Linked DNA regions of Homo sapiens: region 2 is linked to region 1. The links are chromatin contacts, found by Hi-C or POLR2A ChIA-PET in ENCODE. All regions are on one chromosome and are shown on one strand. Each heading gives the region's core, a stretch centred on a gene start or an enhancer-like site at or near the end of the contact. The rest is flanking DNA. Distances are from core to core; before and after follow the strand shown.

Region 1 (6,488 bases), core at 931-3,430:
GCCCAGGGGTGGGGCGTTCACTGTTGTTGGAAAAACCCTAAATGTAATCAGCGGGAGAGGACAGGGGCCAACTTGGTGCTGTCCTGATCTGCCTGGGGTGATGGCCGGAGAGGAAGGCTGGAGAGGAAGGCTGGGGAGGGCCCACCGTGGGTATTACCAAGAAACCCCTGATTCCTGCCGCAGAGGTCTGGTGCGATGGGGCCTTTGGGAGAGCACTGAGCTGGGGGCCACAAGGAGATTCCATCCCCATTCTGTTGTCTGCACGTTCACTGGTGCGATAAAAACCAAAGATGAATCTCAGGCAGGCCTGGGGGCTTGTCTCCTGAGAGCACCTGCACCCCGGCCCCCAGGCAGGGCTGGGTCTCAGCCCGGCTTCTTGCTGGGGACTCTGTGGGGCGGGAGCTGCACTGGGCCCCCCCTGGCTCCCTGCACTCAGGCCCCTTGGCCATTCCTGGGCTGGTGGTCAGCGGGGACATCCGGGGGCTAAGCCTGCTCCCACCCCTAAGGGAGAAACGGGCCTGAGGTGGCCGTTGCTGAGGACCGGACCGAGGTTGAAGGGCCAGGAACCAAAGATTCTTCTCTTCTTTCCTTTTCTTCACATTTTATGTTTTTTTTTTTTTTTCTCCCTACTTTCTATTCCTTGATAATACCTTTTAAAACAACTGCTTCCTAGAGATGCCGTTCACAGCCATACATTTCACCGTGTAAAGGGCACAGTTGAAGGTTTTTTAGTAAATTCAGAGTTGTGCAACCTTCGCTGAAGCCAATATTAGGACATTTTCATCACCCCAGAAAGGAAGTCCGTGCCTTTTGGCTCTTACCCCCGCCCAGCCCAAAGCAGCTGCAAATCCACTTTCTCTCTGTGTAGATTTGTGGGTTCTGGACTTTTAAAAACGGGATCGCACGGCGTGTGAGCTTCGGCGTCCGACTCCTTTCCCGCGGTGCCAGGTCCCCGAGGCCCATCACGCTGCAGCCTGTGTGACAGCTTCGTTCCTTTCAAGGCCGGAGAACATGCCTTGTGTGGATGGAACACGTTTGCTTTATTCATTCACCCTCTGATGGACACGTGGGTCGTCTCTACCTTATTTAATGTATTTCGACAATTTAGTGACACATTCAGCAGTTTCCAAGGACAGTCACAGAAGGGAGCTGTCTCCTTCCCTGTCTCCCACCTTTGAGCACCGTCCCCACCCTGGCCAGGCAGCCAGGGGTCTGTGTGGGCCTCGCTCCCTCCCTCCCTCCTTCCTTCCCTCCTGTCTTCCTTTCTTCCGTCCCTCCCTCTGTCTCTCCGTCCCTCCGTCCTTCCTTCCGTCCTTCCTTCCCTCCTGCCTTCCTTTCTTCCCTCCCTCCCTCCCTCAGTCCCTCCGTCCCTCCCTACCCTCCTTCCTTCCTTCCTTTCTCTTTTTTTTTTTTTTTGAGACACAGTCTGACTCTGTCGCCCAGGCTGGAATGCAGTGGCACTATCATAGCTCACTAAAGCCTTGAACTTTCAGGCTCAAGTGATCCTCTTGCCTCAGCCTCCCAAGGAGTAGCTAGGACCACAGGCATACACCACCGTGCCTGGCTACTTTTTTTTTTTTAGAGACAGTCTCACTGTCTCCCAGGCTGGAGTACAGTGGTGTGATCTCACCTCACTGCAACCTCCACCTCCCACATTCAAGCGATTCTCCTGCTTCAGCCTCCCGAGTAGCTGGGATCACAGGTGTGTGCCACCATGCCCAGCTAATTTTTGTATTTTTAATAGAGACGGGGTTTTGCCATGTTGGCCAGGCTGGCCTTGAACTCTTGGCCTCAGGTGATCCATCCCCCTCGGCCTCCCAAAGTTCTGGGATTACAGACGTGAGCCACCGCGCCAGCCCTGGCTAATTAAAAAAAAAAATTTTGTAGTGATGGGGTCTTGCTATGTTGGCCAGGCTGGTCTCAAACTCCTGACCTCGTGATCCGCCCGCCTTGGCCTCCCAAAGTGCTGGGATTACAGGTGTGAGCCACCGCGCCCGGCCCTGTGTTTTCTTGCCTGTGAACTCTCTTCACACCTTTGCCTGCCTTTCTGCTGCAATGTTAGCTGTTTTCATCTTCTAGGGGTTGCTGGTATGTTAGAGAAATTAATCTGAGATACCAAAAACATTTTTTTCTAGGTTGTCTTTCGAATTTGCTCATGGTGGTTTTTGCCGTGGAAATTTTTACTTCGACATAGTCAAAGTGGTCAGCGTTTTATTTTGTGGTTTTAGGGTCTATAGCATACATAAATAGGCCTTCTCTGCCTGAGGGTTTTTTTTTTTTTTTTTTTTTTTTTTGAGACAGTCTTGCTCTGTCACCCAGGCTGGAGGGCAGTGGCTCAATCACAGCTCAGTGCAGCCTCAAGCTCCTGGGCTCAAACGATCCTCTCACCTCAGCCTCCTGAGTAGATGGAACTACAGACGTGCACCACCACGCCTGGCTAATTTTTGTATTTTTTGTAGAGACGGGGGTCTCACTATGTTGCCCAGGCTGGTCTTGAACTCCTGGCCTCAAGTGATCCTCCCGCCTCAGTCTCCCAAGCGCTGGGATTACAGGCTTCAGCCACCACACCCAACCCTGAAGGTTATTTTTTAATAACAGCTTTGTTGAGGTATAATCCACATACAATTCACTCCCGTAAAGCGTACAGTTCAGTAGTTTTAGTGAAGCCACAGGGCTGCACGACCATCACCACTGTCTAACTTCAGGACATTTTAACGTCCCAACACAGCCGGTACTCACCACCCCTCCCATCACCACCGCCCCAGCCGTTACTGAATGTAGACAGAGCTGCTTTGTGTCTCTGTGGATTTGCTTGTTCTGAACATTTCAAACAGATGGAATCATGCAATACGTGGTCTTGTTTTTTTTTTTTTTTTTTTTTGAGACAGGGTGTCACTATGTTGCTCAAGCTGGTCCCGAACTCCCAGGCTCAAGCGATCCTCCCACCTCAGCCTCCCAAAGTGCTGGGATCACAGGTGTGAGCCACCACGTGCGGCCGATTCGTGGTGTTTTGTGTCTGGTTTCCTCCATGGGCACCGTGTGTCCAAGGATCGCCTGGGTTGTAGCGTGTGTCAGAATTGTGTTGCTCTTTTTTTTTTTTTTTTGAGATGGAGTCTCGCTCTGTCAGCCACGCTGGAGTGCTGTGGCACGATCTCTGCTCACTGCAACCTCTGCCTCCCGGGTTCAAGCGATTCTCCTGCCTCAGCCTCCCGAGTAGCTGGGATTACGGGCGTGCACCACCACGCCCGGCTAATTTTTGTATTTTCAGTAGAGACGGGGTCTCACCGTGTTGCCCAGGCTGGTCTTGAACTCCTGACCTCGTGATCTGCCCACCTCTGCCTCCTGAAGTGCTGGGATGACAGGCGTGAGCCCCCGCGCCCGGCCGGCATTCCTCTTTATGGCCGAGGAACCCTCCATGGTGTGGCTCGATCACATTTAGTTTATCTGTGGTTCCGTTCACGGAGCTGGGGCTTGTTCCCGTTCTCAGCTGTCACGAAGAATGTGCTGTGAACACTCATGTGCATGTCTCTGCGTCTTCGCGTCTCTTACGGTGCAGAGGAATCGCTGGACTCTATGGTAACTCTGTGTTTACCGTTTTGAGGAACTGCCAGACTGTTAGTCACCAGAGCCGGAGGTTCCCACCAGCAGCGTGCGGGGGCTCTGATCACTCCACATTCTCTCCAGCTCACTCCCCTGTGCCACTTTGACCTTGCCATCCTAGTGGGGAGAGGTGGTAGCTCATTGAGGTTTTCATCTGCGTTCCCCTGACAGCTAACAGTGTTGAGTGCCTTTGCGTGGCCGAGTGGCCATTTGTGCATCTTCTTTGGAGAAATGTCCGATCAAATCCTTCCCCATTTTTAGGCCGAGGTGGGACGATGGCTTGAGCCCAGGAGTTTGAGACCAGCCCGGGCAACAGAGTGGAACCCCACCTCCATTAAAACAAATTAAAAGTATACATATGCATGTAAAAGTAATTTTAAAAACCCTTACCCATTTTTATTTATTTTTTATTTTTACCTTCCTTTTTTTGCAGAGATAGGGTCTTGCTCTTTTTCCCAAGCTGGAGTGCAGTGGTGTAACCATAGCTCATAGCCTTGACCTCTTGGGCTCAAGGGATCCTCCCGCCTCGGCCTCCCAAAGTGCTGGGATTACAGGTGTGAGCCGCTGTGTCCAGTGGAGACATGGTCTTGTTCTGCCGCCCAGGCTGGAGTTCAGTGGTGCGACCATAGCCCACTGCGACCTCAAACTCCCAGGTTGAGGCCATCTTCCCACCTCGGCCTCCCTAGTAGCTGGGACTACAGGTGTGCGCCATCACACCTGGCTAATTTTTTTTTTTTTTTTTTTGAGAGACAGGGTCTCACTATGTTGCCCAGGCTGGTCTTGAACTCCTGGGCTCAAGGGGTCCTCCCACCTCAGCTTCCCAAAGTGCTGGGACTACAGATGTGAGCCCCTGTCCCCGGCTGGCCCTTGTTAATTTTTTCAACTTTAGAACCATTTCTAGGTAAAAAAATATAATAAATTCTGTTGCTGTTTTTTGGCAATTATTATAAAAAACATGTAGACTCCCATAAGGAGACATTTTTCTACCTCCCTGTGTCTCGGGTCGAGGCTCTCGTCCTCGGGAGCACACGCCAGTTTTCCCTTGGAGACCTGGGACATTTCTCATCCAGCCACTCAGGTGATTTGTCCTGTTGCTGTTGGTGACAGGATCTCTCCTTGTATTTGAGTTTTCTATGGAAAAGCCATTGGTTTTCGAATTTTAAATTGGTGCCAGCCTCTTGTTGCTTGTGATTTCTCCAGCTGCTCTTCTGGGCCCTCCCTGTTTACTGCCATGTGATCCTCGGAGCAGGGTGATGTCAGGGGACTTCAGTCTGGCTGGGCCTGGCTGCGGCCTCAGGCGAGTGGTGTTCAGGAGCTTGAAGGTGCAAACAGCAGCTGCCTTGGGGGCTTACAGCATAGCAAGCAGAACCTCTCCCATGCCCTCGGGGCTGGCGTGGGGTGTGGCGGCCCCTCCTGCTGCTCAAGGCTCACCATACCTGGCTGGCGGCAGGGTCATTGCCAGCGTCCACCCTCAGGGCCTTTGCGCCTGCCAGGAGCACAGTGTGCGTGACAGCCTCCTGGAGCACGAGCCTCCTGGAACGACAGCCTCCTGCAGCACCTCCCCTCCTTCACGGCGCCGTTTCCTTCTCCCTCAGCCTGTTTCGTAAACATGTTCTGGGTCCCTGCAGTGTGTCCCTGCAGAGTCCCCTCAGAGACTCTGTCCTAGCCACATCTGGGTCTCTCGCTCACCAGCCCATCTCCAGGCCCCCGTGTCTGGCGCCTGTTGGCTCTTTGCTAAATGTGAGCTGGGGAGCTGGGTGAACGAGGAAGCCCTCGCTCTCTGGGGCAGAGATGGGGGTCACAGGATGCAGCCAGCTCTCTCCCACGGGACACCCGGTGTGGGTGGACTTGGGGGTTGAAACGGTGGGGCAAACCTCAGACCCATCCTCAAAAGGGGCCTGGCCCCTGGGCCCCCTTTGCCGGGACCCCGTCGTTAGGGACGCTGGCTCCTTCCCTGTCCCAGGGGAGGGTCGATCACTCAGAAATGGTGTCCCTGGGGCAGGAGGAGGTGGCGTTCCCGTCCTGGTGCTGGTGGAGCCCTCAGAGCCTTGGGTCTGCGGGTCACTGTGGTGACGGCCCCAAGGGCAGCTGGCACCTCCTAGGCTGCCCCTGGGACCCCAGGCCTCTGACCCGGCCCCTCCTCTCTTGCAGTTCATGGCCTCCCACGGGAACGACGCCGCGAGAGCCAGGTTTGAGTCCAAAGTACCCTCCTTCTACTACCGGCCCACGCCCTCCGACTGCCAGTGAGTACAAAGGGGCCTTGTCAGGGCCATGGTCAAGTGCTGGGTGGCTCCGAGATGGCCCCGGGAGGACCCGGCAGGGTGGGGAGTTGGGTGCCGCCCACAGGGTCGGGGAGAAGCCAGCCGCAGCTGCGTCCCCCAGACCCCGAGGTGCCGCCTGTGTCTGCTGGCCACCACCGGGCTTTGGTTCTGGGGCGGGGGGCGCTGGGGTGGGGCTGGGAAGGTCATTGTGCATCAGTAGCTACAGCCCACCCAGGTTCGCTGAGGCCTTGGGGGTCTCGGGTGGATCTGAGGGGCCCTCCCAGGTGCTCCTGGCGGTCTGGGAGGGGAACGGGAGGGGCGGCTGTTGTTTCGGGGCCTGCCCTGGCTCCTCAGGGCGGGAGCGGACGTGGGTACCGGTGGCCGGTTGGGGAAGCCTGAGACCCAGTCCTCTGAGCATCCTGGGATCGGGAGGTTGTGGAGAGAGGGAATGAGGCCTGCTCGGTATCACATCAGCCGCCTTCACCAACACCCGCCCCTCCAAGCCTCAGTCTCCCCATCTGCCCGGACGGTGGGAATGAGAGGTGACAACCACACAGGGCCCAGCCTGACTGTTCGCACCGACCCCCTCGTACCTGTCACAGGGGAAAGACGTGTTGGCCCACTGGG
Region 2 (6,488 bases), core at 2,842-5,341, 140 kb before region 1:
ATCCCAGACGATGGGCGGCCAGGCAGAGACACTCCTCACTTCCCAGACGGGGTGGCGGCCGGGCAGAGGCTGCAATCTCGGCACTTTGGGAGGCCAAGGCAGGCGGCTGGGAGGTGTAGGTTGTAGTGAGCCGAGATCACGCCACTGCACTCCAGCCTGGGCACCATTGAGCACTGAGTGAACGAGACTCCGTCTGCAATCCCGGCACCTCGGGAGGCCAAGGTTGGCGGATCACTCGCGGTTAGGGGCTGGAGACCGGCCCGGCCAACACAGCGAAACCCGGTCTCCACCAAAACCAGTCAGGCGTGGCGGCGCGTGCCTGCAATCGCAGGCACTCGGCAGGCTGAGGCAGGAGAATCAGGCAGGGAGGTTGCAGTGAGCCGAGATGGCAGCAGTACAGTCCAGCTTCGGCTCCGCATGAGAGGGAGACCGTGGGGAGAGGGGAGAGGGGAGAGGGGAGAGGGGAGAGGGAGAGCTATTTATTGTTTTTTGAGACGGAGTTTCGCTCTGTCGCCCAGGCTGGAGTGCAGTGGCGCAATCTTGGCTCACCGCAACCTCTGCCTCCCAGGTTCAAGCGATTCTCCTGCCTCAGCCTTCTTCGTAGCTGGGATTACAGGCATGTGCCACCACGCCCAGCTAATTTTGTATTTTTAGTACAGACGGGGTTTCTCCATGTGGTAAAGCTGGTCTCGAACTCCAGACCTCAGGTGATCCGCCCGCCTCGGCCTCCCAAAGTGCTGGGATTACAGGCATGAGCCACCGCGCCCGGCCTAAACGTGAGACTTTTAATGACGGTCTTGCAAGATCGGGTGTCTGGTGGGCAGGCACACCCAGCACGGTCACAACAAGCCATTTATCCCCCAGTACGCAGGCCCCTCCCCCGGTTCCTCACAGGCTGAGTACTCTGGGGTCACAGTCTTCCCGGACATCACCTATTGGTTGTCGGGCAGGGGCTGTAGGTGTTTTTTTAGGGTTGTCCTGCTGCATTTTGTTGCAGCCCACAATGCGTTGCAATCCTAGTCAGCTCAGGGGCTTTTCAGGTATTTGACTTATGACCTAAGTAGCTGGGCAGACTGATAAGAACAGACAAAACAAGCTATGTTGCAGACGAGTAAAACTTTCGTCATAGACTAAAAGTTTTTGGGTCAGGTGAAGGCAACTAAGCGTTGGGGGGAAGACTGGGGATGGGGAGGCCGACAAGCAGGCATCGGCAACCCAGGCAGGGGCCTGGTCTTCTGTAGCTTGCTGACCTAAGCAAGCAAGACACTGTGTCTTGGAAGTGGACCACTGTGTACATTATTTCCTTCACTGAGAACTGATTTTGCAAAGCCGAGTTTGTGTGACTGTGGAGGGCGAGTGTCCACACCAGGCAGCGTCCAACTCAGCGCTGTTTCTCAGACTGATGTCCCGGGGACAGTCACAGACCCCCGGGGCTGTCCTGCTCCCTGCCGGGTGGCAGTGACCATGGGGATGTGCATGAGGGCTCTAGGTCTGAGGGGTGGTTTGTCCAAGGTCATGGTCAGAGCCAGGACTGACACCTGGGTTCCAGCCTCCGTGCCAGGGGTGTGGCGTGAGCACCACGAGGGGAAACTGGGGACATGTGACACACTGCAGCGCTGAGGGGCCCTGTTCTGAGGAGCCAGTGGAGACCTGAGGACAAAGCATCCGTGTCTCAAGGCTTTGCCCTCTGCTAAGGTGGGCACTGCAGGGACCCCTGAGCTCCACAGAGAAGCGGACCTTACTGGGAGAGGAGCCTGGTGCGCAGGACCGTTGCTGGGGCCGCAGCGTGTGCTGCAGCGTCCAAACGCAGCTCTGGGTTTGTGACTGAGCATGGCGGTGATTCTGCCAGAGGCGGGAAGCCTCCCTGGTGTGCACTCCAGCCTGTGTGAAAACTGTGCCCCAAACCCTCACCTCTGGGGTGCACTCCAGCCTGTGTGAAGACTGTGCCCCAAACCCTCACCTCTGGGGTGCACTCCAGCCTGTGTGAAGACTGTGCCCCAAACCCTCACCTCTGGGGTGCACTCCAGCCTGTGTGAAGACTGTGCCCCAAACCCTCACCTCTGGGATGCACTCCAGCCTGTGTGAAGACTGTGCCCCAAACCCTCACCTCTGGGTGTATTCCAGCCTCCAACAGACTGTGCCCCAAACCCGCACCTCTGGATGTACTCCAGCCTCCACCAACAGACTGTGCCCCAAACCCTCACCTCTGGGGTGCACTCCAGCCTGTGTGAAGACTGTGCCCCAAACCCTCACCTCTGGGGTGCACTGCAGCCTGTGTGAAGACTGTGCCCCAAACCCTCACCTCTGGGTGTATTCCAGCCTCCAACAGACTGTGCCCCAAACCCGCACCTCTGGATGTACTCCAGCCTCCACCAACAGACTGTGCCCCAAACCCTCACCTCTGGGGTGCACTCCAGCCTGTGTGAAGACTGTGCCCCAAACCCTCACCTCTGGGGTGCACTGCAGCCTGTGTGAAAACTGTGCCCCAAACCCTCACCTCTGGGTGTATTCCAGCCTCCAACAGACTGTGCCCCAAACCCGCACCTCTGGGTGTACTCCAGCCTCCACCAACAGACTGTGCCCCAAACCCTCACTTCTGGGGTGCACTCCAGCCTGTGTGAAGATTGTGCCCCAAACCCTCACCTCTGGGTGCACTCCAGCCTCCACCAACAGACTGTGCCCCAAACCCACACCTCTGGGGTGTACTCCTGCCTCCGCCAACAGACTGTGCCCCAAACCCTCACCTCTGGGATGTACTCCAGCTTCTGCCAATAGACTGCCCCAAATCCTCACCTCTGGGGTGTACTCCAGCCTCCGCCAACAGACTGTGCCCCAAACCCTCACCTCTGGGTGCACTCCAGCCTCCGCCAACAGACTGTGCCCCAAACCCTCACCTCTGGGTGCACTCCAGCCTCCGCCAACAGACTGTGCCCCAAACCCTCACCTCTGGGGTGTACTCCTGCCTCCGCCAACAGACTGTGCCCCAAACCCTCACCTCTGGGGTGCACTCCAGCCTTTGTGAAGATTGTGCCCCGAACCCTCTCCTTTGGGGCATGTGGGGCCTTCCCTCGTGCCGGGCTGGAGGCTCAGGCTTAGGGATGGGCATCGGCCTCCCCAGCAGGCCCCTGGCAGACAGCTGGGGACGCAGTACCAAGGGTCTGGGGCTGGTGGTCTGGGAGCCTCTGGGCATCCCGTGGACAGACAGGTAGGAGGGCAGGTAGGTAGAGGGCAGGTAGAACCCCTCGTCCCCCCTTCTCTCCTCCAGCTTTTTCCACGTTGAGGTCTGGTCCTGGACTTCCCAACTTACTGGAAGGAATGGCCCGGGATCCTGGGACAGTTTGTAGGGAAGGGAAAGGCTGTTGAGCAGGGCCCCCCGCCGGGAAACAGGCAGTATCCTCCGCTCCCCTGTCCCTCAGCATGGCCCGGAGCTGGCATCTGTGGGCCACGATGGGCCCCAATTAGCCTGGCCCCAAATCTGCTAGGCGGCGTCCAGGCGGCGTGGGGGTCCCGTAGGAGCCCCGCCGGATGCGCAGACACCTACGGCCGCACCGTTGCTGCGTTTGTCGGTATTTTTCCCATTCCGGTCCCCTTCTGTGGGCCTGGGGAAATTCTGGGGGAGGGTGGGCTTTCTGGGCCGGGACCCCGCAGCGCCATGGAGCTTGTCCAGGAACAGAACCGGCGCATTCTCCTTGTCCTCCAGCCGCCGGCTGCCGGCGAAAGCCGTGGCGGGAACTCACCGAGTCGTGTCGGCCCCATGCCGCCTATTGAGAGGCATCCGTGCCGGCCGCGCAGGGCTCCCTCTGGTCCAGGCGCTCTGGTCCTCGGCGGGGCCCCTGCTCTCCTGGTGGGGCCCTGAAAGTGACGGCACCCCGACGGCCACTGGAGGGAGCTCCAGAACCGAGCCTGCCCTTGAGGCCGGAAACCGCGGCTGGCCCTGGAGCTGCCTTTGGATCGCGGAGTATTAAAAGTGCCCGCACTTGAAATCTTACTGCGTGTCCTGAAGAGAGCCCTGTCCCTTTCCCATGAGATGCTGAGCCGTGATCTGTACTCGGGAAGCACACAGATCTCCTGTCTCCACCCTGGCGTGTTCTGACAGGTGCAGCCGCTGTGTCACCAGCACCCCGGCAAGGGAGACCGCCTCCGTCGCCCCTCCCTGGCCCACGCCCTCCCAGACCCGGCCCTCGTCGCCGCTGTGTCGCTGGTGAGGTGGGTTCCCTGCTCTGGAGCTGCTGAAGAGGCTCCAGTACTTTGCACGTGCTCACATCTAGCTGTGTCCCCGCAGCTGCATGTTTTGTGAGGTTCACCCTGTTGCCGCGCCTGTCCCCGGTGGGTCCATTTCGCTGACGAGTAGCATTCCTTCGATGCGCAGGCCACATCTGTTTATCTGTCCACCTGTTGATGTGCAGTTGGGTTGTTTCCAGTGTTGGGCTCTTATGAGCAAAGCTGCCGTGAACATTTGTATACAGGTGCTTGTGTGGACTTCCGTTCCCATTTTTCTTGGGTAAATGTCTGGAATTGGGACAGCGGGGACAGATGTTAACCATGTTTAATTTTGGAAGTGGCTGCCAAGTGGGGTACGTTTTACCTTCCTCCCACCACCTCAGCTGCACACTTAGTGTATGCCAGTTGGCTGGAGCTGGGCAGGAAGCCAGCCTGTCCAGCCTTGGGTCTGGAGAGGGGCCCCAAGGGGTGCCGTGGCCCCTAGAACAGGATGGGGCCATGTTTCCTCCTGCCCAGGGCCTCATCGTTTCTCAGACTGGTGCTGGGAAGAATCTTCGTGCCCCAAGGGGCTCTGCAGAAAGCGTCCTGTGATGATTAGGGTTGGACAGCGGGGAACGCTGTCTTTTCTCTTTAGAAGCCTTAGTGTGTGTGGCACAGCTCAGATGTCCTGCAGAAAAGAATCGGATGCTGCTCGCTTGACCCGGCGTTTCCCACCCTCCCTCCTGGGGCCTTCTGTGCGCCCTGAGTGTGGGGTGGGCTGGGGCTTCTGGAGCCCTGGAGCCTGGCAGCAGGGGCTGCTCACTGCTGTGGGACCCTCTGGGCTTCAGTCTCCCTCGTGTCCATGGGGCGTCCCCCAGGGTCCCTGCTGGCCCCACATCCGACAGTCTGGGGCCAGGTGACTCGGCCGAGGGAGGAGTCCCTGCACCACGCTAGTTTGGGTGGATGCAGGGCTGGCTCTGGAGACTCAGCCTTTGTCTGCCGGTGCCTTTCAGGGTGACACTTGAGCTTTGAGCTTCGGTTCTCCTGTGTGAGGTCAGCTCGGGATTCCCTCCCTTCCTCTCAGGAGTCAGGGTGTTGCGTTTAGGCGCTGTGGGAAGCTCAGGGTCAGGGTCTGGAACCTGTCAGTGCCCCTGCTCCCCACCGCTGTTCCTTCTGCCCTCACCTTCCATGTCTCCTGCTGGGGGCAGCCTCCCTGCACAGCGTCTCCTCAGAGTCCCTGGAGCAAGGTAAGCCTTGTCTCCCTACAGAGCCACCATCTGCTTCCAAGAGTGGAGCCATCGTGCGTCTTTCCGGGGCCTGTTCTGTGGCTGCTAAGGGCCTGGTCTCCCCATCTTCACGTCACAGCCCATCAGGACCCGGCGCTGTGTCGGGTCTCCTACCCTGCAGCCGACGCGTGTGAAGCCTCTTCCGGTCACGGTGTTCCCGGGGAGGAGACAGACGTGTGTGTTTGTGTGTGTGCATGCGTGCTTGCATATGTGTGCATGCTTGCACGCATGTATGTGTGTGTGTATGCTGCCTGAGGCACACACATCTGTCTAAAGTTCGAGATGTTGAAGTGACTCCCTCCCCTCAGAGGCTGCCAGTTTTGAGTGTGGCTAGTCCCCCTGCCCCCCACCTCTGCAGAGGGAAGAACAGGCTGTTTCTGAGGGGTCTTCCATCTTCCAGGTGGGGACTTGCGGAGCTCTGACTTCTCTGTGGTGTGGTAGAGCTCGCCCTTCTGTGGAAAGAGAACAGCACAGGTACAGGGGTACAGTTAGATTAAGGAGCCGTGGCAAGGGCCCACATTCAGATCAAACCAGGAAGGACCTTACATCACTTAGAAACGTGGGCAGAATCCCTAAAGAGGCGCTTCTTTGGAGAGGCCAAGACGTCATTAAGATGGGAAATGCCTTAATCCTCCCCTGGCTTGGCACAAAATACCAGAGACACATGGCACCAAGGGCAGGTGAGGACGTGAGACCACACTTGGTGAGCGTGCGCGGCTGAGGCTGTGTCTGCCCGAGGAGTGCCCCACGCAGGGGCCCATGGTGGGCGCTGGGAGACACGGCAGAACAGCGCCGCTTCGTGCACGAACGCCTGAAGTTGGAAACAGTCCCCATGTTTGTCAGCAGCAGAGTGGACCAGTGAATTGTAGTGCCTGGAACCCGTAGGACACGGGACACGGGAAAATGACGCACACCCCAGGAGCAGCACAGGGAGCCCGTTTCTCAGGAGCACCCGATCAGTCACAGAGTGAGGAAGAGAGCCAAGGCAGTGAGCAGAGGGAA

Evidence for each region. Hi-C counts contacts between places; a loop is a spot of excess contacts on that map. ChIA-PET counts read pairs that join two places held with the same protein, here RNA polymerase II (POLR2A). Pooled maps may share reads with other maps.
Region 2: a loop to region 1 is called in a map with no recorded cell type, with 1.8 times the contacts of the local background. The contact joins the promoter of CHLSN-AS1 here to the enhancer-like site in region 1. A Hi-C loop is called at or near these places in 6 of 168 maps with a recorded cell type or tissue (B cell, GM12878, heart left ventricle and 2 more), 18 of 37 single-sample maps with no recorded cell type and 16 of 50 pooled maps. POLR2A ChIA-PET finds 5 or more read pairs at or near these places in 3 of 52 experiments (CD8-positive, alpha-beta memory T cell, GM12878 and activated CD4-positive, alpha-beta T cell).

What each region holds. Positions count from the first base shown.
Region 1 is chr7:925,908-932,395 of GRCh38, reverse strand. It overlaps ADAP1 (ArfGAP with dual PH domains 1), which reads left to right. Exons shown (of 11, transcript NM_006869.4): 3 at 5,752-5,843. Among named protein-coding and RNA genes, the nearest start is that of ADAP1, 26 kb to the left of the region's middle. RefSeq lists enhancers at 3,430-3,519, 3,775-4,361. Within about 2 kb of position 2,180, at least 5 of the 41 ENCODE cell types and tissues checked have a DNase peak (open chromatin) inside an H3K27ac peak, as active enhancers do; they include GM12878, where a contact is called at or near this core.
Region 2 is chr7:1,063,334-1,069,821 of GRCh38, reverse strand. It overlaps CHLSN-AS1 (CHLSN antisense RNA 1), which reads right to left and starts at 4,091. Exons shown (of 3, transcript NR_187853.1): 1 at 3,738-4,091. The region is part of intron 2 of CHLSN (cholesin); the gene reads left to right. RefSeq lists enhancers at 1-23, 3,949-4,118 and a silencer at 5,175-5,469.